Regions from separate parts of the Homo sapiens genome. Here regions 1, 2 and 3 are each linked to region 4. A link is a loop called in an ENCODE intact Hi-C map of the cell type or tissue named here. Cell type or tissue: GM12878. All regions are shown on one strand. Region 1 has its middle 43 kb from the start of CCR6. Region 2 has its middle 120 kb from the start of RPS6KA2-AS1. Region 3 has its middle 130 kb from the start of RPS6KA2-AS1. Region 4 holds the start of LOC112267970 (a long non-coding RNA gene).

Region 1 (5,000 bases), 62 kb after region 4:
AATAAAATACCTAGGAATCCAACTTACAAGGCACGTGAAGGACCTCTTCAAGGAGAACTACAAACCGCTGCTCAACAAAATAAAAGAGGATACAAACAAATGGAAGAACATTCCATGCTCATGGGTAGGAAGAATCAATATCGTGAAAATGGCCATATTGCCCAAGGTAATTTATAGATTCAATGCCATTCCCATCAAGCTACCAATGACTTTCTTCACAGAATTGGAAAAAACTACTTTAAAGTTCATATGGAACCAAAAAAGAGCCTGCATCGCCAAGTCAATCCTAAGCCAAAAGAACGCAGCTGGAGGCATCATGCTACCTGACTTCAAACTATACTACAAGGCTACAGTAACCAAAACAGCATGGTACTGGTACCAAAACAGAGATATAGACCAATGGAACAGAACAGAGCTCTCAAAAATAATGCCGCATATCTACAACCATCTGATCTTTGACAAACCTGACAAAAACAAGAAATGGGTAAAGGATTCCCTATTTAATAAATGCTGCTGGGAAAACTGGCTAGCCATATGTAGAAAGCTGAAACTGGATCCCATCCTTACACCTTACACAAAAATTAATTCAAGATGGATTAAAGACTTAAATGCTAGACCTAAAACCATAAAAACCCTAGAAGAAAACCTAGGCAATACCATTCAGGACATAGGCATGGGCAAAGACTTCATGTCTAAAACACCAAAAGCAATGGCAACAAAAGACAAAATTGATAAATGGGATCTAATTAAACTAAAGAGCTTCTGCACAGCAAAAGAAACTACCATCAGAGTGAACAGGCAACCTACAGAATGGGAGAAAATTTTTGCAAGCTACTCCTCTGACAAAGGGCTAATATCCAGAATCTACAATGAACTCAAACAAATTTACAAGAAAAATACAAACAACCCCATCAACAAGTGGGCGAAGGATATGAACAGACACTTCTCAAAAGAAGACATTTATGCAGCCAAAAGACACATGAAAAAATGCTCATCATCACTGGCCATCAGAGAAATGCAAATCAAAACCACAATGAGATACCATCTCACATCAGTTAGAATGGCGATCATTAAAAAGTCAGGAAACAACAGGTGCTGGAGAGGATGTGGAAAAATAGGAACACTTTTACACTGTTGGTGGGACTGTCAACTAGTTCAACCATTGTGGAAGTCAGTGTGGAGATTCCTCAGGGATCTAGAACTAGAAATACCATTTGACCCAGCCATCCCATTACTGGGTATATACCCAAAGGATTGATTATAAATCATGCTGCTATAAAGACACATGCACACGTATGTTTATTGCCGCACTATTCACAATAGCAAAGACTTGGAACCAACCCAAATGTCCAACAGTGATAGACTGGATTAAGAAAATGTGGCACATATACACCATGGAATACTATGCACCCATAAAAAATGATGAGTTCATGTCCTTTGTAGGGACATGGATGAAGGTGGAAACCATCATTCTCAGCAAACTATCGCAAAGACAAAAAACCAAACACTGCATGTTCTCACTCATAGGTGGGAATTGAACAATGAGAACACATGGACACAGGAAGGGGAACATCACACACCAGAGCCTGTTGTGGGGTGGGGGGAGTGGGGAGGGATAGCATTAGGAGACATACCTAATGTTAAATGATGAGTTAGTGGGTGCAGCACACCAACATGGCACATGTATACATATGTAACAAACCTGCACGTTGTGCACATGTACCCTAAAACTTAAAGTATAATAATAAAAAAAGAAAGCTTCATGTGTGGTGCAGGGGATGAAGTGTTTGCCCATCTAGTCAGGAGTGGAGCTGGATTTGATTTTTTCTTTTATAATTATCACCTTCAGTGCACCACAAGCTTCAGAACCCTCCGGTGATAGATGCTGGGGCTGACATGGGGCTGACCTATGGAGGGTTTTTCTCAGGATTCTCTCTCCATCTTCCACTTTCAGCCATTCCCACGGAGGACCAGGAAGTTGCGGCTGTTTTCTCCAGTGACCCCATTCGAACGCTGCTGCAGTGACTGATTTCAACTGAGAAAGGGTGAGGCCTAGACAGGCAAGCATGAGATGAGGGACGCGTCTTCGGGTCACTTGTTGGGGCTGAACGCTGTGTCATTTGCTGTTCTGTAAGGAACGCCTGTAGTGGTTCTTGGGGACCAGAGTGGAAGAAAAAAAAACATTCCTCCTTCTCTCAGAAGTTGAAGATTCAGGGAACGCAAAGCCATTTTCATTGATTGGCTGTGCAACTGCCCATTTCTTAATGAGAACCCTAGAAAGCATAACTTCTAATTCAGAAAGGATGCTGAGGTGTTCTCTAGGCTAGTGTTTCTCAAGCTTTCATGTGCAGACGAAGCACTGCAATGTGAATTCATGTGGATTCACTGGTTCTGATACAGTAGCCCTGGGAGGGCCTGAGAGCTCCAGGTGACAGCAAGGCCCTGGCCTGGGGCCACACTTTGGGCAGCAAGGCTCTGGCACACACAATGAGAGCCAGACCCGGGACCCGTGGAGCACTTCCCGAGGATCTGAGGCTCTCATCGCTCTCCACCACAAAACGCGCTCTACTGGAGGCAGTGACACAGAATTAGAAACTCCACAAGTTGACTGAAAGGATGTCTCAACTTGAGGACCTGAAACTGAGACGTTTATCAAGGGCCCCACTGGAACAACGGGGACTTCCCCAGGTTTCCAAGACAGACCAAAAAGCACAGCAACAGCACAAATGGCAGTGCCCCTCAATGGCTGTGAGTGACATGACATGTGGCAAGCCCTGCTCTGAGCCAGGCCGTAAGCCAAGCATGTTTAGGAACGTACAGCCTCGTCCCAGGGTTCATGGTGTACTTGCTTTTCAAATGAATGTCTCATCTGCAAATCACATATTATCATGCCTGGAGAACATGATAAATGTGTTGTTCATATTTCATTTTGTTTTCTATAAATATTTCATATCCTCCTCTGAAGCCCAGGAATCTACCTTGCCGGCCATAGGACTTCCACTTTTCATTCCCATTATTCACAGACCCGCTAGAGGTTCTGCCTGTGTGTGTCCCTCTATATTAAGGAATATTTCATTCCACTTATGCTAGAGCACAGTAGACATCTGCTGCTACATGAGTGTTTCTAAAGCTTCCACCTCTGTGAAAATGTGCATACTGGGGATCTGTGCTATATTTAAAGGAAGATCTTAAGAAACGCCAATTCCCCATCGTAAGATAGAACTCAGGCAGTGTCGTCTAATAACAGATCATCCAATGACATGAAAGTTTTCACCAAAAGAAAAGGAGTTCCTGCTGATGCTTCCATGGGAATAGGGTCTATAGGAATCTGCTGTTCTTTCTGAAAAGGTTTCTTATCAGCCCCTCAGCAACACTCTGTAGGAAATCCTCACTTGCTGTTAGAAGCAACTATACTCAGATTTTCATTATAGAAAGAGTATTGCTTCAGGCTCCAAGTCTACAGTCCCAAACCCAACTTTATCTGATTATTAGTTCCTAGAAAAAGGTGTTCCTAGAAAAAGGTATTCCTAAATATCACTTTAAATTAGACCATAAAATGATGAGTCTTATTTTGAATTTTCTTCTGGGAATAAAAAGCTGTCATCCATTGTGACATCTCACATGGCACAGGCATTTATAGAACGCCAGAGTCATGTTATCTGAAAGTGAAATTAGTGTGCTCCAGAATCTCTCATCTTTCTCTGTGTCTGTGGGGCAGTCATTCGTGTTTCATCAGTATTTCCAGGTCTCCGCCTTCTGAGCACGGAACAGATCAGCCTTCATCACTGTCGGGGGTTACAGGACTTGCTCTGCTAATTTACTGAGACGAAGGCAATGTGTGCACTTCTGAGCGAAGCCTTCTGGTTCTGGTGTCCAGTTTGCTCTGTTCTTTCCTCTCCCTGGTACCCCACAGGGTGGAACCACGTGCAGCACCTCCAAGTGACAGCCCTGTGGGGCAGGCCTGGGAGGACACAGAGCCAGGTGAGACATGAGGCTGCTGGTTACTGTAGGAGAGTCTAGCCTCTCCTTACTGGTATGGGTGTTTTATCATAAGTAACAGGTTTGGAAAAATCCAAAGGCAAACAAAGATTTGCATAAAGATAAACAGTCTTAAAACTGTCTTACCCTTCTAGAGCACTTCTGCAAGAGAAGCTGCAATGGACTGGATTACGTCTCTCTAAAATGCAATATGGTGTAATGGGCTGAATATCTGTGTGGTCCCCAAAATTCCTATGTCAAAATCCTCACCCTTAAAGAAAGGGATGCTATTAGGAGGTGGGGCCTCTGGGAGGTGATTAGGTCGTGAGGGTGAAACCCCATGAATGGGCTTAGTGCCCGTATAACAGACCCCTGAGAGCTCCTTCGTCCCTTCTCCCTGTGAGGATGCAGTGAAGGCAAGAAGGTGCCGTCTGTGAACCAGGAATTGGGCCCTCACCAGACATCGAATCTGCCGGCACCTCGATCTTGGACTTCTAGCCTCCAGAACTGTGAGAAATAAATGTCTATTGTTACAACAGCCAGAACGAACTAAGACCAAGATGTGTTTTTGACAGACTCTGAAGGCTATTTATGTGCTGGGATCATTGCAATCTGTTCTTCACCTTTTTAAGAGTGTGGGATTTCACTTCCTAGATGTTATCAAACAGGCTGCATTCATAATTCTGGCTAACTATATGTGAGTGATTTCTCTGTACCCAGCAATGTGCTAAGTACTTTGCATGGAGTAATAATATTTCTCTTAATAAACCTATGCAAAAAAAAAATATTACAGATGAGGAAAGTGGAATTGAGAGAGGAAAGAAAACATACCCAGAGTCACAGGCCTGTAAGCAATGAAACTAGGGTCAGAGCTCAGGCCTATGTTCTGCTCTTGGTAAACAGAGAAGCTGTGACCTATGGATCTGTCTCTACACCTGCGCCCTATGTCTGGAACATACACCATTGAGAATTGCTGGCTCTGTGTGGCGGCCCCACAGACAATTGTTAACAGCCTTACGCAT
Region 2 (5,000 bases), 360 kb after region 4:
CCTGCTTCAGCTCGCGCACGGTATGCTGCACCCGCTGTCCTGTGCCCGCTGTCTGGCACTCCCTAGTGAGATGAACCTGGTACCTCAGATGGAAATGCAGAAATCACCTGTCTTCTGCGTCACTCACCCTGGGAGCTGTAGACTGGAGCTGTTCCTATTCAGCCATCTTGGCTCCACCCACCTATTTTATTTTTATTTTTTATTTTACTTTAAGTTCCAGGATACATGTGCAGAATGTGCAGGTTTGGTACATATACATACATGTGTCATGATGATTTGCTGTACCTATCAACCTGTCATCTAGGTTTTAAGCCCCACATGCATTAGGTATTTGTCCTGATGCTCTCCCTCCCCTTGCCCCTCACCCCGGACAGGCCCCGGTGTGTGATGTTCCCCTCCCTGAGTCCAAGTGGTCTCATTGTTCAGCTCCCACTTATGAATGAGAACATGCAGTATTTGGTTTTCTGTTTCTGTGTTAGTTTGTTGAGGATGATGGCTTCCAGCTTCATCCATGTCCCTGCAAAGAACATGATCTCATTCTTTTTTATAGCTGCATAGTATTCCATGGTGTATATGTACCACATTTTCTTTATCCAGTCTATCATTGATGGGCATTTGGGTTGGTTCCATGTCTTTGCTATTGTAAATAGTGCTGCAATAAACATAGGTGTGCATGTGTCTTTATAGTAAAATGATTTATAATCCTTTGGGTCTATACCCAGTAATGGGATTGCTGGGTCAAATGATATTTCTTGTTCTAGATCCTTGAGGAATCGCCACACTGTCCTCCACAATGGTTGAACCGAGTTACACTCCCACCAACAGCATAAAAGCATTCCCATTTCTCCACAGCCTCACCAGCATCTATTTTTTCCTGACTTTTTAATGATTGCCATTCTGACTAGTGTGAGATGGTATCTCATTGTGGTTTTGATTTGCCTAATCATAATACCTAATGATCAGTGATGATGAGCTTTTTTTCATATGTCTGTTGGCTGCATAAATGTCTTTTTTTGAGAAGTGTCGGTTCATATCCTTTGCCGACTTTTTGATGGGTTGGTTTTTTTTTTTTTTTTTTGTAAATTTGTTTAACTTCTTTGTAGATTCTGGATATTAGCCCTTTGTCAGATGAGTAGATTGCAAATATGTTCTCCCATTCCTTAGGTTGCCTGTTCAGTCTGATGCTAGTTTCTTTTGCTGCGCAGAAGCTCTTTAGTTTGATTAGATCCCATTTGTCAATTTTGGCTTTTGTTGCCATTGCTTTTGGTGTTTTAGTCATGAAGTTTTTGCGCATGCCCATGTCCTGAATGGTGTTGCCTAGGTTTTCTTCTAGAGTTTTTATGGCTTTGGGTTTTACATCTAAGTCTTTACTCCATCTTGAGTTAATTTTCATATAAGGTGTAAGGAAGGGGTCCAGTTTCAGTTTTCTGCTTATGGCTAGTCAGTTTTCCCAGTGAAGGGTATAAATGCTTAAAATAAATTTAAATGTAATAAAGAAGAGACAGTAACTTTTAACAGGGGGTATATTTTTTTCAACTGTGACCTTTTTTTTTGGAACATTTCTACTTCTATATCTGTACTCCCACAGCCAGACTTATATTTTTATCATCAGTATCTAGATATGTTTCTATATTTAAATCAACACAGTTTATATAATTCATAAATATCAAATCATACTTTTTATAATATTCTCTTAACATTTCATAACTTTTCCCCAAAACACTTAAATATTTTTAAAAGCAGCTAGAGTTTTCCATCATATAGCTGTACCATAATTTATTAGTACAATCCCCTATTGTTGATTACTTAGGTAAATTTTCAATTATACATCATGATAAAAAAAACACTATGATAAACATCCACATACATCAGTCTTTATCTTTGGATAAACTCCTAGAAGTTATTGGGTCAAATAATTTGAATATTTTTATATAAACATGCTTATTTTACATCTTATTTTATGCAAAATAATATTTTAAGGCCTAATTTAGGAAAAATATTTAAATTCTGGATTGAGTTTTCTATACACATATTGGCACACCGACATAGCTGTGTCTACCACGAATCAGAATTCCTGGTTGGGAAGGCCATTTAAAACCCACATTGCAAAATGGCATCAGGCTCATTTGACCTATCTCGGGCCTCTTGTACTTTTCTCTTCTGCCCTCTAGTGGTCATGAGGATCAAAAATGTGGAACTGGAATTATATATATTACTCTACTGATGAAAGTAACCAAAATTAAGCATAAAACACCTGAACTAAACTATTTTTGAGCACTAAATTACACAATTACTAAAAATTTATCATGACATAATTCAGTTTTCTTCACTTTTGCTATGATGATTTTTTTAAGCATTTTTTTCCTCCTGTGATGTGGAAGGTATGCATCTTTTAAAAGTATAATTGTAGCATTTTTGTTTATACTACTATAAAATGGCAATATCTATTAACCTAGCAATGTTTGAAGTAAATTACAAAAAAGAATACTTTTACATTCTTCCTTCCATACTACTCCCAACCGTCTACAAATCTTTGTTGATGCAATCAGAATTTTTTTTTTTGCATCCGTGATATCATTCATGAATTATTTTGTTACCTTTTCTACTTTGATAATCAGTTTTGTCACCATTTTCTCCCATTTTCATGGCCATATTAACAATCATTATTCTCTATTAACTCCTTTTAACTGGTTTGCTTTTCTTACTGCTAATACCATGATTTGTAAATTCTCCTTCCTTATGTTCTGTATTTGGAATTAAGGTTTATTAGACAAGTTCATTTTTAAAGACATTTTTCTGGGCTGGCTGAGCCAGGCTGCCACTCCTGTGTTCATATTTAGTTCTGCTCCATGATGATTAGCAAAATAAAAGGAGACTGTTCACCACAGAAGGACTTAAAATGTACTGTGATATCAGCTTTCCATACTGTAAGTGGATTGGAGGAGTCACTGTTCCTAACTCAATTTTCTCAAATAACAAGAAACACCCATAAATGATTGTTGAAAAAGGATATCTGAATTGTATGGTTTTCTGGTCACATTTGTCAGAACCCCTTTTTTCTTAGATTTTTAAAAAGAAAATAAAACCAAATGTTATTTAATTGATTATTATCTGCTATTTTTATTATTATTTTGTTAGATTTCATTATTGACCTTCTAGAACAAAAAGGAAGAAAGGTAAAAAATCTTTTTGGCAATACCTTGTCTTTATACTAACATGTCCTAAAAACATATTTGAATGACTTAAGTCTCATATAAATAAGATCGTTGTAGTAAAATCATTGAGTGCTTTATAGAAACAAGATGCCTGGAAGCAAATTGTGGTGCTTAAGAATACGGGCTTGGACTCAGCTAAGTCTGACTTCAAATGCTGGCTCTGCAACTACTAGCTTGTGACTTTGGATAAATTATTTAACCTTGTTCAGTCTTAGGTTCAACAGCTGAAAAACGGTGTTCATGTTGCTCAGATTCTCGTAAGGACCACGTGAGTGGAGCTCTCGAACCAGGAGCACCATGCCTGGCGTGGAGCAACCTTGAACTTAGTCGCTATCTTTCAGGTGTTTTCTGGTCCATTGTCTATGGAAAGTAATTACTTAAAAAATAATAAACCCTCAAGTAAGTAGAAGAAAGGAGCAACAGCTCCCATAAACTGAAAGAGCCAATAATCCCTGCCCTATACACATCTTTTCAAACCTGGAGCCAGCGACCTAGGGAGGAGACTGAGGCCGGCAGAACTGGGTGACCTGCCTTGGCAGCCTAGTGGGGGGTGGCACATGAGGGGTGAAGAGAAGAAGCGCCAAGTCCCTCCCCTGCTTTCCGGGGAATGTCCCAGACAGGCAGAGGCTTACATCAAGAATTCGGAAGATTGTCTTATTTCAGAATGAGACTGCCTTTACAAGCAAATGGGATTGTACTAGTCAGTGCTCTCCAAAGAAACAGATCTAAAAAGATGCAGACAGATAGGTAGACGCAAACACAGAAAGATTTACACATATACAGACACGTGTATACAGAGAGTGACCAATAGCTACAACCTGCTCTAAGAAGGACCTGACAGCCAGGGCAAGCTGGGGATTTTCCTGACATCAGAACCATCCTCCCAGCCCCAGCTCAGCCCGTGTACAACAGAAGCCAGGAAGCACATGCAAAGTGAGGCAAACAGGGATTATTCATCACAAATGCACTCATCAAGCCAAACTTATTCATAAATTTACTCGGTAGAATGCTTCCTCTGTCCTGGATGAGACATGGAGACCACTGCGGGACTTCTCTGGTCTCATGTATAGACATGCATACATAGGTATATATGTGGTTATAGATAGGTGTGCACGTGTGCATATGTGGTTATGCATAGGTGTGCACGTGTATATATGTGGTATAGATAGGTGTGCACATGTGTATATGTGGTTCTGCATAGGTGTGCACGTGTGTATATGTGGTTCTGCATAGGTGTGCACGTGTGCATATGTGGTTCTGCATAGGTGTGCACGTGTGCATATGTGGTTCTGCATAGGTGTGCACGTGTGCATATGTGGTTCTGCATAGGTGTGCACGTGTGCATATGTGGTTCTGCATAGGTGTGCACGTGTGCATATGTGGTTCTGCATAGGTGTGCACGTGTGCATATGTGGTTCTGCATAGGTGTGCACGTGTGCATATGTGGTTATGCATAGGTGTGCACGTGTGCATATGTGGTATAGATAGGTGTGCACGTGTGCATATGTGGTTATGCGTAGGTGTGCACGTGTGCATATGTGGTTATGCGTAGGTGTGCACGTGTGCATATGTGGTTATGCGTAGGTGTGCACGTGTGCATATGTGGTTATGCGTAGGTGTGCACGTGTGCATATGTGGTTATGCGTAGGTGTGCACGTGTGCATATGTGGTGATGCGTAGGTGTGCACGTGTGCATATGTGGTGATGCGTAGGTGTGCACGTGTGCATATGTGGTGATGCGTAGGTGTGCACGTGTGCATATGTGGTGATGCGTAGGTGTGCACG
Region 3 (5,000 bases), 370 kb after region 4:
TCAAGTTAAAACAACCATATCATCTCCTGGATATCCTTTTGAACATTGTGGTTTGGTTTTTTCACATTCTGGCCTTTAACGCATCTTGAATGTATTGATATATATGGTATGAGGTTGATCAGTCAGTTGGCCGGCGCCAGTCGTTGCAGAGGCCATCTCACCCTGCTGTTCTCTAACAGCTTTGCCCTTTCGTGAGCCCCACACAGAGGCAGGCAGGTCTCCAGGCTCTGCTGCGCCCGTGGCACCCTCTGAGTTCTTCTAAGGCTAACGTAAGCACCGATATCTCCCTGCCAGGGCTTGTCTTTGCTTCTGTGTCTTTAAAATGGTGTTGGCTGTCCTTCAGCCTTCAAAATCACTTTGTTTTAAATTCAGAAAAAATCGTCCTTTTTGGATTATGATTTTATTAAATTAAATTTACAGATTGACTTTGGAAAAATTGCTATATTTACTGTATTAAGATTTACTTTAGTCTTCTTTTATATCTTTCAATAAAGTTACTCATCTTTTCTGTAAAGACATTACACATTTTTTTAGATGTCTCTTTTATAGCTTATAAGGTTTTTTCTTCTCTTTTCTCTCTCTCTCACAATTGCAAATGCTATCATTTAAAATTATTTTCTGCTGTATTGCCAAAACTGCTTTTGAATATTACTTTTCCATCCATAACCTTTCCATACCCTCTTATTCAAATTAATAAATTCTCTGTAGATTCTCTTGGATTCTGTAGAGATTTATACTATCTGTGAACCGTAGCAGTTTTAATTTATTCTTTCCAACTTGTTTACATTTATTTCTTTTACTATGTTCTTTATGATTTTATAACTTTTAACAATACTTCTTTAATACTCCTGAATATTGTTCATCTGTTCTCTGGAATTCTTGGCTCCATTTTTGCCTTTTTGTGTGTCCTCTGCCCATCGTGCAGAGTGGCGCTGCCTGGGTTCTGGGGCTCCTGGCTGTGCGTGCACTCGGAGGCCACTTCCTCTCTCTGTGCTTTCCCCGTGGCTCAGTTTCAGGTGGTCCCTTCAGCGGAGTTCTGGGTTTGTGACTTAGGCATGTTCCTGGCACCAGACCAGCTGTCACATTAAACTTCACCCTGAGCCACCCTTGTCATTATGAATTCACACCCAAACTCATGGAAGGCACAGGCCTGGCATTTTTAATTATCAGAGAAGACGTAAAATCCATGTATTGTTAACCTGAGCCCAGGACAAGTTCGATGTCTCCCGTCCTCTTCTCAGCTGGTCGGGGCTTTCGTCCAGGCTTTGCGCTCCCTGCTCAGGCCTCCCGCAGCAACCTCAGGTCCAGCTCTTCACCTCACAGCCGCCCCATCCTCCTTCCCTGTATCTCCAGCATATTAAAACCCAAGCTTGAACAACAAAAAGACCACCAGCCCAATGAAAAAATGGGTGATGGGCTTAAGTAGACATTTCTCCAAAAGAGAACTACAAATGGCGGAGAAGCACATGAAAGGCTGCGGCTGACCCCCTCCTAGGTATGTACCCAAGATTGTTGAAAACAGGTACTGAAACAAAAATACGCACACACTTGTTTATAGCAGCACAACTCACAGTCGCCAAAAGATAAGAGACAGCCCACATGTCCATCAATGGATGAATGGACGCACAAACTGTGGTGTAAACAAACAATGGCATGTTATGTAGCCACTAAAGGGAAGGAAGCGTTGACACACCCTGCAACATGGACGAACCTCGAGCACATCATGCAGAGCAAAAGAAGCCAGACCCAGAAGACCCCACGCTGTGCGGTTCTGTCTATACCAAATGCCCAGAGCAGGTGAACCCACAGAGACGGCACGGATTGCTGGTTGCCAGGGACTGGGAGGGCAGAGTGGGGAGCAACTGCTTCATGGGCGTGGAAGAGGCAGATGTTGGGAATTACCTGGTGACACGTCAGTGTGAATGCACTAAACGCCACCTCATCATTCATGTTAAAACGATCAATTTTGTTGTGTGAAATTCACCTCGATATAAAAAAAATTAAAACACAAAAACAAGAAATCTAACCTGGAAGATTACAGAAACGGAAAATGCCCCCAGGACGGTCTCAAAGTCAGTGCGGGGACTCCATTCTCTCTCTTCCAGTCCTCCTCATTTCTGGAGCCTGTGGGTTAATCCTTCCTTCTTACAACTCAGCTTTTCGTTGAACCTCCTTTTTTGTTGTGTTTTATCCACCACTTCTAGTGGGTGTAGCGAGATCATTCTCTGTCATTTCTGCCTGGCGTCTTGCTGGAAGTAGAAGTCCTCTAAGCTGTACTTTCTCCACGTATTTTTGCATGGACCTGGCCCCCAGAGCCGGATGGTAGAGGAAAGAGTGGTGAGCGCCCCAGCCTCCTCTCCAGCACCGCTGTGGCTGGGGAGAGGCACACACCCTCAGTGGCTTTCACAACCACCCTTCCCAGTGATCAGATAAAGCCAGCAATGCCCGCCCTCACTTCCAGTTCTGGCCCTCCACGCGTGTCTGTCTTCCTGACTGTCCACAGTGGTTCCTCCATCGCGAGGACATTATCCTTTGTGTTGTGTAGTCCTCTCTGTGCGCCTTTGCCTGCGCTCAGTCTCTGCCCCTTCGCAGTTCCGAGCTCCAGCCGTGGAATCCCAGAGCTCAGGCATGTGGGTCGACAGCATCGTCATGTGTCTGTGTGTGTTTCCACCGCGCTTTATCTAGAGAAGATCCCCGGGCTGCAGCCCTGAAGCCAGCAAGCGTCTGAAAGAGACGGTTTCTTGGCTGATGCTGCAGCCTCAGGTAGCTGATACTTCAGAACTGACAGAAATCCAAATAAAGCTGGCAGGTGTGGGGAGAGCTGAGCACCAGCGGAGGGAGAGTCGGGGGTCATGGAAACCAAATTCAGCCTTCCTACAACGTGGACCCTGTGTAAATTAGCATTTTTCTTCTTCCAGGAGCACATCAGTAAGATTAAAGAAAACCAAGGCCTATATTTTGTTTGTTATAACAAAATGTAACAAGTTTCCAGGATTTCATTGGCTGCACGCGCCTCGGAGTGTTCTCACTTGCTGTGTCCTCTGCTGCCATCTAGTGGTAGACGTGCAAATTTGCGAGGGAAACTTTTGGGCACTTAGAGACTCCCCCAAAACCAAAGGTGGAGCTCCTGAGGGCTGTGCATAGTGCGAAGGGGCCGGGGGTGGGGGGGGCTTTCAATGAGTGTGTATTTTTTGGAGGAAGGGCCCAGGGTGTTTATCAAAGCCATCAAAGCCATTTAAGAATCAAGACTGCCCCCCAAAGTCTGGGTAAAACCGTTTTAAATTAACCATTTTGGTAACTCCCACGTGATTTCAAAATGGTAAAATCGTAAAATTGGTTGTGTAGCCTAATTAAGTATAAGAAACGGAACTCTGATGATGCTGAGCGCAGGTGCAGGCTGGGCAGGTCACATTATCCTGTGTAAAAATATCCGCAGTGCCACCTGCCGTTTCTCCTCTGCCCTCCCAACCCTAAAAGCTGGAAGACGGGGCTCATCCAAAATAAAGGACAGCTCAGAGCTATTGAAGCACCTGGGGATCCGACTCCTCAGAGGTCACAGACAAGAAGCACACATGCCAGCGTTCTCAAAGAAGGGCGAGATGTTTTGGGGTCCTTTATGCTGCTGTAATCTGGGAACGCCTTAATTTTCCCCACATCGTCATCATGCTGATGTTCACTGATGGCTGCTGTCTGCTGGGAGCCCAATATGGGCCAGCTCATTTCTTTCTCCCACCACCCCTGTGTAAGGGACTGTCTTCCTCAATTGTACAAACAGGGAAATTGGGGCTGAGGAGTCCAATGACTTGCCTAAGTTCTGGTGCCAGGAAATAAACCCTGGCTGGCTGCTTGGGAGGCTGAGCTCCCTACCATGGTCCGTAGCATCTTGGGAGAGCTTAGCCACGTGGTGCTGGGATGGGTGCAGCAGCAGCAGGGACAGTCACAGCATTCTCAAAGACCCAGAATAACCAACGCCGGGACGCTCGCTGGGTAAAGACGGCTGCACCACTCCAGCCACAGCACCACTTGAAAGTGTCCAATTTTCTAGAATCCCATGCACTAATTTCACTGAGAAATTCATAGCTGATATCGAGTCTATCAACTGCCTGACCATGACTGTCTAAATGTGTCTTTTGAGGAACGTGCACAATCTTCAAGACATTCTGTCATCTGGTAAGCAGGGGTGCTGTGAGCACACGGAACACCTTTTGTGTTATAAAATTTGGCTGGCAGCTTTACTTGCAGTCCAATCATAAAAGACCCCTGAGGATCAAATGAATCTTGGTCATCCAGACTATGACCCCAAGTGCCGTGAAAGCGATGGTGCCTGCCTTTCACATTTCTCCCACAACACTGGGTCACTTTCTAGACTTAAAAAAAAAGATTCAATCCATATTTTTTTCCAAAAGGTTGGCGAGTATTTGTTTAGAAATTTCTGATAGTTTATTTCAAATCAATGAAACACACAAAAATATTTGTCTGACCACGTCCATTTATTTTCTGCAAGCATGCTTGGCTATATGACAAGTGTCCTCTTCACGGAATACCCCTGGAGGACGATCATTTGCACAAAGCGTTTTATGTCATCTCAACGGTAGTTTTTTTTTCTTCCTGGTGGAGCTAGCCATGATGATAATAAATTCATGTTAAACGTATTTTGACGATAATGTGGTCACAGGTATGTAACAGGATGGACAGACGAGGAAGGGGACAGTAGCAGATTGCAGCCAGGTGCAGTGGCTCACGCCTGTAATCCCAGTGTTTCGGGAGGCCAAAGCAGGCAGATCACCTGAGGTCAGGAGTTCCAGACCAGCCTGGCCAATGGTGAAACCCTGTCTCCGCTAAAAACACAAAAATTAGCTGGGTGTGGTGGTGGGCGCCTGTAATCCCAGCTACTCACGAGGCTGAGGCAGGAGAATCACTGGAACCTGGGGGGCAGAGGTTGCAGTGAGCCAAGACTGCACTACTGTACTCCACCCTGGGTGACACAGCGAGACTCCACC
Region 4 (5,000 bases):
ACCTGGCGTCAGGAGCACCACTGCATGTCAGGGTCAAATAAAGTTGGAGGGGCCAAAGTGAGGCAGAGATGGAGCTGCCCACCTGAGAGGGAGGAGAGCAAAGCCCACTGCCCGGGCCCTGGAGAAGGGCTCGTGCTACCTGCAGGAGGCAGCTGAGAGGCGTCTGCTGCATTGGCTGCATAGGGCACAGGGCAGCCTTCTTGAAGACAGCTTGGTGGGATGGGGGCAGGGGCCAAACTCCAGGGGCTCCAGAGTGAATGGGAGCATTGGAAACAGGCAGAAGACCAGGTGGAGAGAGGGCAGAATACGGAAGTGGGGTTTGGGATTTGCATCCATCTCACTTTCCTCTTTACTATTTGATGGGAACAATCTTCCACTTGACCCACGGCAGGCCCAGGGCAGGGGTGTGGGTGTGCAGCACCGCTAGGGAGTGGAGTTTAGGACAATCAACAGGCACAGCCCAGGCCAGGTCCACCTTTGCTGGGGAGGGTGGCTTCCACCTTTGAAACTGGCGACAAAGGGTTGGGGGAGAGCCAATGCCCTGGGCCCTGGAACTGGCCACAGAAGATGGCAGAGCCCCTGCAACACCACATCTCCTGAGCAAAGCTTCCACCAAGGCTGATGGGCACACGTGAGTGGGGAGGAAGGAGGGCGGGTGGAAGGACCTCAGCCAGAGCCATGGAGAGTCAGGCCTGGGGACAGCTCAGAACGATGGCCCATGCCTCGGATGAGTAAATCATGAAACAAAATTCAATGTAGGTTGACTCAAACCCAACAGAAGTTCATTTCTTGCTCACACAGTAGCACCAGGCACATGGAGGGTCAGTGTATTCAGGTTCTGCTGTTTCCAGCAGCTGTTTCCAAGGTCTCCTGTGCCTGCTCCCTCCGGCCTTCAGGAGAAAGCGAGTGGTTTTGTGCACCAGACCTGGAAATGATGCGTTTCACCTGTGTTCAGGCATCTCCAGCCAGACCTCAGTCCCATGCCCCACAGAGTCCCCAGGGGCTGCACAAGGTGGCTCAGCCATGGACCCAGGAGGCAAGGGTGGTGGGCAGCTGCCCACACCACAGAATAGATGCTCTGTAGCTGGTTAGAGTGAGCGGCGAGCAGAGCAAACAGCTAACGGGAGAGATCTCAGAGCACGAGCTCTCCCCTGGTTGCACCCCCAGCCCCGCCGCCAGCCACGTTGTCTCTATCACATTCCCTGGAGAAAAGTAAGTAAGGAGGCCCAGAAGGCTGAAGGACAGGGCCAGGGGGCTGGTTCTCAGAGGGCACCCCTGGCCACGGCCTCTCATGCATCCGTGTGAGATGGTGTCAAGTCAGGTCTGCAGAGGACTAGAGGGACAGGGGTCCTGAGAAGGCTTTTCCTAAGGAGAGGCTGCCTCCAGGCAGCACCACCTCTCCTGCCCCACCTGGACACCTGGGGGCCCAAAGGCAGCAAGGACCACCATGAAAGCCAGCTCGCCCAGGGTCACACACACTCCTCTGCCATCCTAGTGCACAATCAGATGTGCCGTGATTCACAAAGGTGGAAAAGGGAGGTTGCCTGGAATGTTTATTTACCTTTCTCCTTAATTTTGGACTTGCATAATGAATTCTTGGTGAGTAGAGATTACATCATTTTACATATCTTCTTTTTATTAACTTAATATCCTAAAAGTCATTCTACATTATCTGCCATAAAAATATATAGATGCTGTATTTCCTGATTTATACATATATTTATTCTGCTATGTATATGTTCACATAGCAAAAAAATAAAATAAAATAAAAAGGAAAGAGCCAATCTACTATTGTGAATGTTAAAAGCAACAAGGAGAAAAATGAACAGCAGCAATAGTGCAGTGATATTTTTCTGAAGATTTTACGCCACGGGTGCAAGAAGATAGTATAAGATTGTATTAATTTCACATACTTATTATCCAAAATAAACTGTAGAGTTTCCCCGCTAAGACATACATGTGACATTTGTCCTTTGACACGTTGCAGAATTAGGGCAACAGCCGGGAAGGTGAGCGTCTCCAGGAGCAGGTGCAGGCGCTGGGAGGCGGCTCGCGCACCAGAGGGCAGCAGCGCCCTGTCCAGGGCAGAGGCACCCCTGGAAGGCTCAGGAGCTCGGCTCCTGGTGAAGCCAGGACTTTAGGAATCGCATTTGCTCCCCACTGGCGTGAAGAGAAGTGCTAGCTCATCTATTTACATTCTAGGTTCAGAAAGGGGACCCCAAAATGTTATGTGACATCCAAGAATCCAGTTCATCTTTCAATGTTAGGCAGAAAAATGAAACCTTATTCAAATGTTAACACTAATTCTAAATACAGTATTCTGAACATTTAGATGGACCGGCTGTGGGCACTGTGGTAATTATTAGTGGGCTACAGGAGAAGAGGCCCCTGTGTACAGGGCGCATCCCAGGTGACCCTAGACTTGCTGCACAGGGCCAGCCATATCTCCTGAGTGGCCTTGGCCTAGTGGGCTGCCTCGGCTACCGCTTACCTACAGCTGGGGAGATGCAGACCCTCCCCTCTGGTTAAAGAGAGGAGTCCGGCTGCCTCCCCTCCATGAAAGTGGTTTTCTCAGTATCTCTCCCCCTTCTTACATGGTGTGTTTGTGATTACTGCGTGCACATGGACACACGGCCACCCGCTGAAGAGCATCCCAGACTTTCTTTCACCTGGCTGTAACCATGTGACTAAGTGAAGGCTCCCACCTTGGGAGCAGAAATGATTTCCACAGCTTTCCAGTTGTGTCTTTAAGGCCACCTGCTTCCCGCATCCTGCTTCTTGTTGTCTAGAATGGAAATGGGCTGGAAGGAGGTACAACAGCTCCCTTGTGCTGAGGACAGCCTCGAGGTGAGGAGAACAGCACTCTGCCCATCATTCCTGACTGTCCACCTGGACTCTCAATGAAGAGAGGAATCAGCCAAGAAGTAGAAAATAAATCGTTCCTGCCTTAGCTCTTATATGGATTTACCTAAATAAGGCATCAGGAATATCATGCTATTGGCAAATGCAACACAAGGAAGAAGATTGCAGCTGTGCATACTGAGTCATAAGCATGAAATCAGGTCACAGCAAACCACCCTGAGCTCTGCAAACACACCAGAGCGAGGGGCCTTCGTCCGAATGCTGCAGCCTCTTTATTCTGTGAGATCACAAAGACTGAGTGCATCAGATTCTCAGAGCAGCCAGCGGAATGTAGAATGCAGACCACCCCAAGCTCTGCAAACATGCCAGAGCGAGGGTGGCCTTCATCCGAATGCTGCAGCCTCTTTATTCCGTGAAATCCCTGAGCACAAAGACCATGAACATGTCAGGTTCTCCACACAGCAGCCAGCAGAATGTAGAATGCATCAGGGCAGCTGTGCTGTGAGGCTGCAATGACTCAAATCATCTAATGGTAAATGTAAAATGCCACCTCCTTCTGTGTCCTACAGGAGAATGTGCCCCAAGAATGAGATTAAGACAACAGAGAGCCCCGCTGAAGTCATGAGCCTTGAATGCTCTGTTTATACAAATAGGGGGCAGAATAGGGCCTGGCCTCCCCTGGGCTATCACAGCTGCTTTCTGCTGCCACAGCTGAGATCACCATCCCTAGGTCCACAGCTGAGAGGGGGATGTCTCTGCTTTGAATATGGAGGCCACTCAGACTTGGGGAAATTCCCCACTTCCCTGTCAGAGAACTGGGAAGGGAGGAGATGCCACACCTCAGGGCAGAGGTCAGGGCAGTAGGTGAACCACTGGGATCAGATACTGAAACTTGCACCACGGGTGGGTGCTGGAGCTCAAGGCTGTGCACGGGTGGGTGCTGGAGCTCAAGGCTGTGCAGGTTAGATAGGCAGGCGTTGTCTCACTGGGGACCACAACCCTTCTCTGTCATCTCTCTGTGAGGTCTGCACCTGAAAAGCCGAAATGGGAATGAATGTTTGGAACATAACTTATTGGAAAGGCGGAAAGTATGTACAAAGAAATTCTCACATGTTTCAGGTTAACTTTAATAGGAAAATATGCCCCACCTTCAGGGAAATAGATGTTAGGGGCTGGATGGTGTCCCCTTAAAATTCATATGTCAAAGTCCCAACCCTCAGTATCTCAGAAAGTTGTGATATTTAGAGACTGGGATTTTAAACCGGTGATTAAGTTAAAAGGGCCTTTTCGGTGGGCTGTAATCCAATCTGACTAGTGTCCTTATAAGAAGCGTCAGCTCACAGAGGAAAAGCCATTTGAGGCCTCAGGAGAAACCAACCCTGCCAACACCTTAACCAGCCTCTAAAAATGTGAGAAATAAATGTGTTGTTTAAGCCACTCAGTCTGTAGTATTTTGTTAGGGCAGCCCCAGCAAACTAATGTCCTAGCAGACTATAGCATGTACACTGCGTTCATTGAGACCACATTCTCTGTACACATATCTCCAGAATGCCTGTAATTTGCACACATCACCACAAGTCTTAAAAGGATTTGAAAATATTGTGTTTTTCTGGCCTCATTTAAAATCCAGTCTGTCTGTCCTGAGAAGCAAATCACGTACAGTTTGCAAGGTAATACTTAAGTACCTAAATGTTGAGATTTACATACAGTAAGATCTCACGTATCCAGAAATAATTGAATACTTGGAGGTTCTAACACATTGCCCCTATTAATAGACAATTCTGACAAGCGCAGATAGCTGATGTCCCCACCAAACATATAGAATAATGTTTGCAATGAGTGGAGAGGAGGACTAACGGCAGACACAGTTAAGGCTCAGGAAGAGACGGCCAGAGCCTGAGAGCAAAAAGATATGGGGAGAATCAATGGGAACCACTGAAGAACAGCCCCTTCTATCTTAATGTCTCCTGAGAGTGTCAGGTTACCATGGCACCTGTTTTGATGCCCAAGACAGCAAGAAAAATGATGTAACCTAATGTACTACATTTAAGAAGAAATAAAGTATGTGGTATATTTTGGAAACATTTTTATACATCTTAGCTAAAATGTTTAAAAGGTTATTGCTTAAATAAGTCAGC

Evidence for each region. Peaks named below come from ENCODE experiments on the same cell type or tissue, not always from the same donor. Only the 100,000 strongest peaks of a DNase experiment are listed, where the experiment ranks them.
Region 1: a loop joins it to region 4, with 2.8 times the contacts of the local background. A loop is called at or near these places in 6 of 110 quality-filtered maps.
Region 2: it touches region 4 in a loop (7-fold over the local background); 92 of 110 quality-filtered maps call a loop at or near these places.
Region 3: a loop joins it to region 4, with 5 times the contacts of the local background. A loop is called at or near these places in 92 of 110 quality-filtered maps.

Annotation. Positions count from the first base shown.
Region 1 is chr6:167,077,687-167,082,686 of GRCh38, reverse strand. No RefSeq gene overlaps it. Among named protein-coding and RNA genes, the nearest start is that of CCR6, 43 kb to the left of the region's middle. RefSeq lists enhancers at 1,938-2,438, 2,484-2,823, 3,654-3,833. In GM12878, a CTCF peak has its summit at 2,741; a DNase peak (open chromatin) is centred at 2,676; H3K27ac peaks cover 1,621 bases.
Region 2 is chr6:166,784,054-166,789,053 of GRCh38, reverse strand. It overlaps a transcript of RPS6KA2 not described here. Among named protein-coding and RNA genes, the nearest start is that of RPS6KA2-AS1, 120 kb to the left of the region's middle. RefSeq lists an enhancer at 4,607-5,000. In GM12878, a CTCF peak has its summit at 2,160 (motif pointing left); a DNase peak (open chromatin) is centred at 2,013.
Region 3 is chr6:166,773,422-166,778,421 of GRCh38, reverse strand. It overlaps a transcript of RPS6KA2 not described here. Among named protein-coding and RNA genes, the nearest start is that of RPS6KA2-AS1, 130 kb to the left of the region's middle. In GM12878, a CTCF peak has its summit at 3,045 (motif pointing left); a DNase peak (open chromatin) is centred at 3,002.
Region 4 is chr6:167,139,421-167,144,420 of GRCh38, reverse strand. It overlaps LOC112267970 (a long non-coding RNA gene), which reads left to right and starts at 3,070. Exons shown (of 2, transcript XR_002956379.2): 1 at 3,070-3,394; 2 at 3,886-5,000. RefSeq lists enhancers at 1-764, 765-1,693. In GM12878, CTCF peaks have their summits at 2,062 (motif pointing right) and 3,511; no DNase peak of the experiment used is centred here.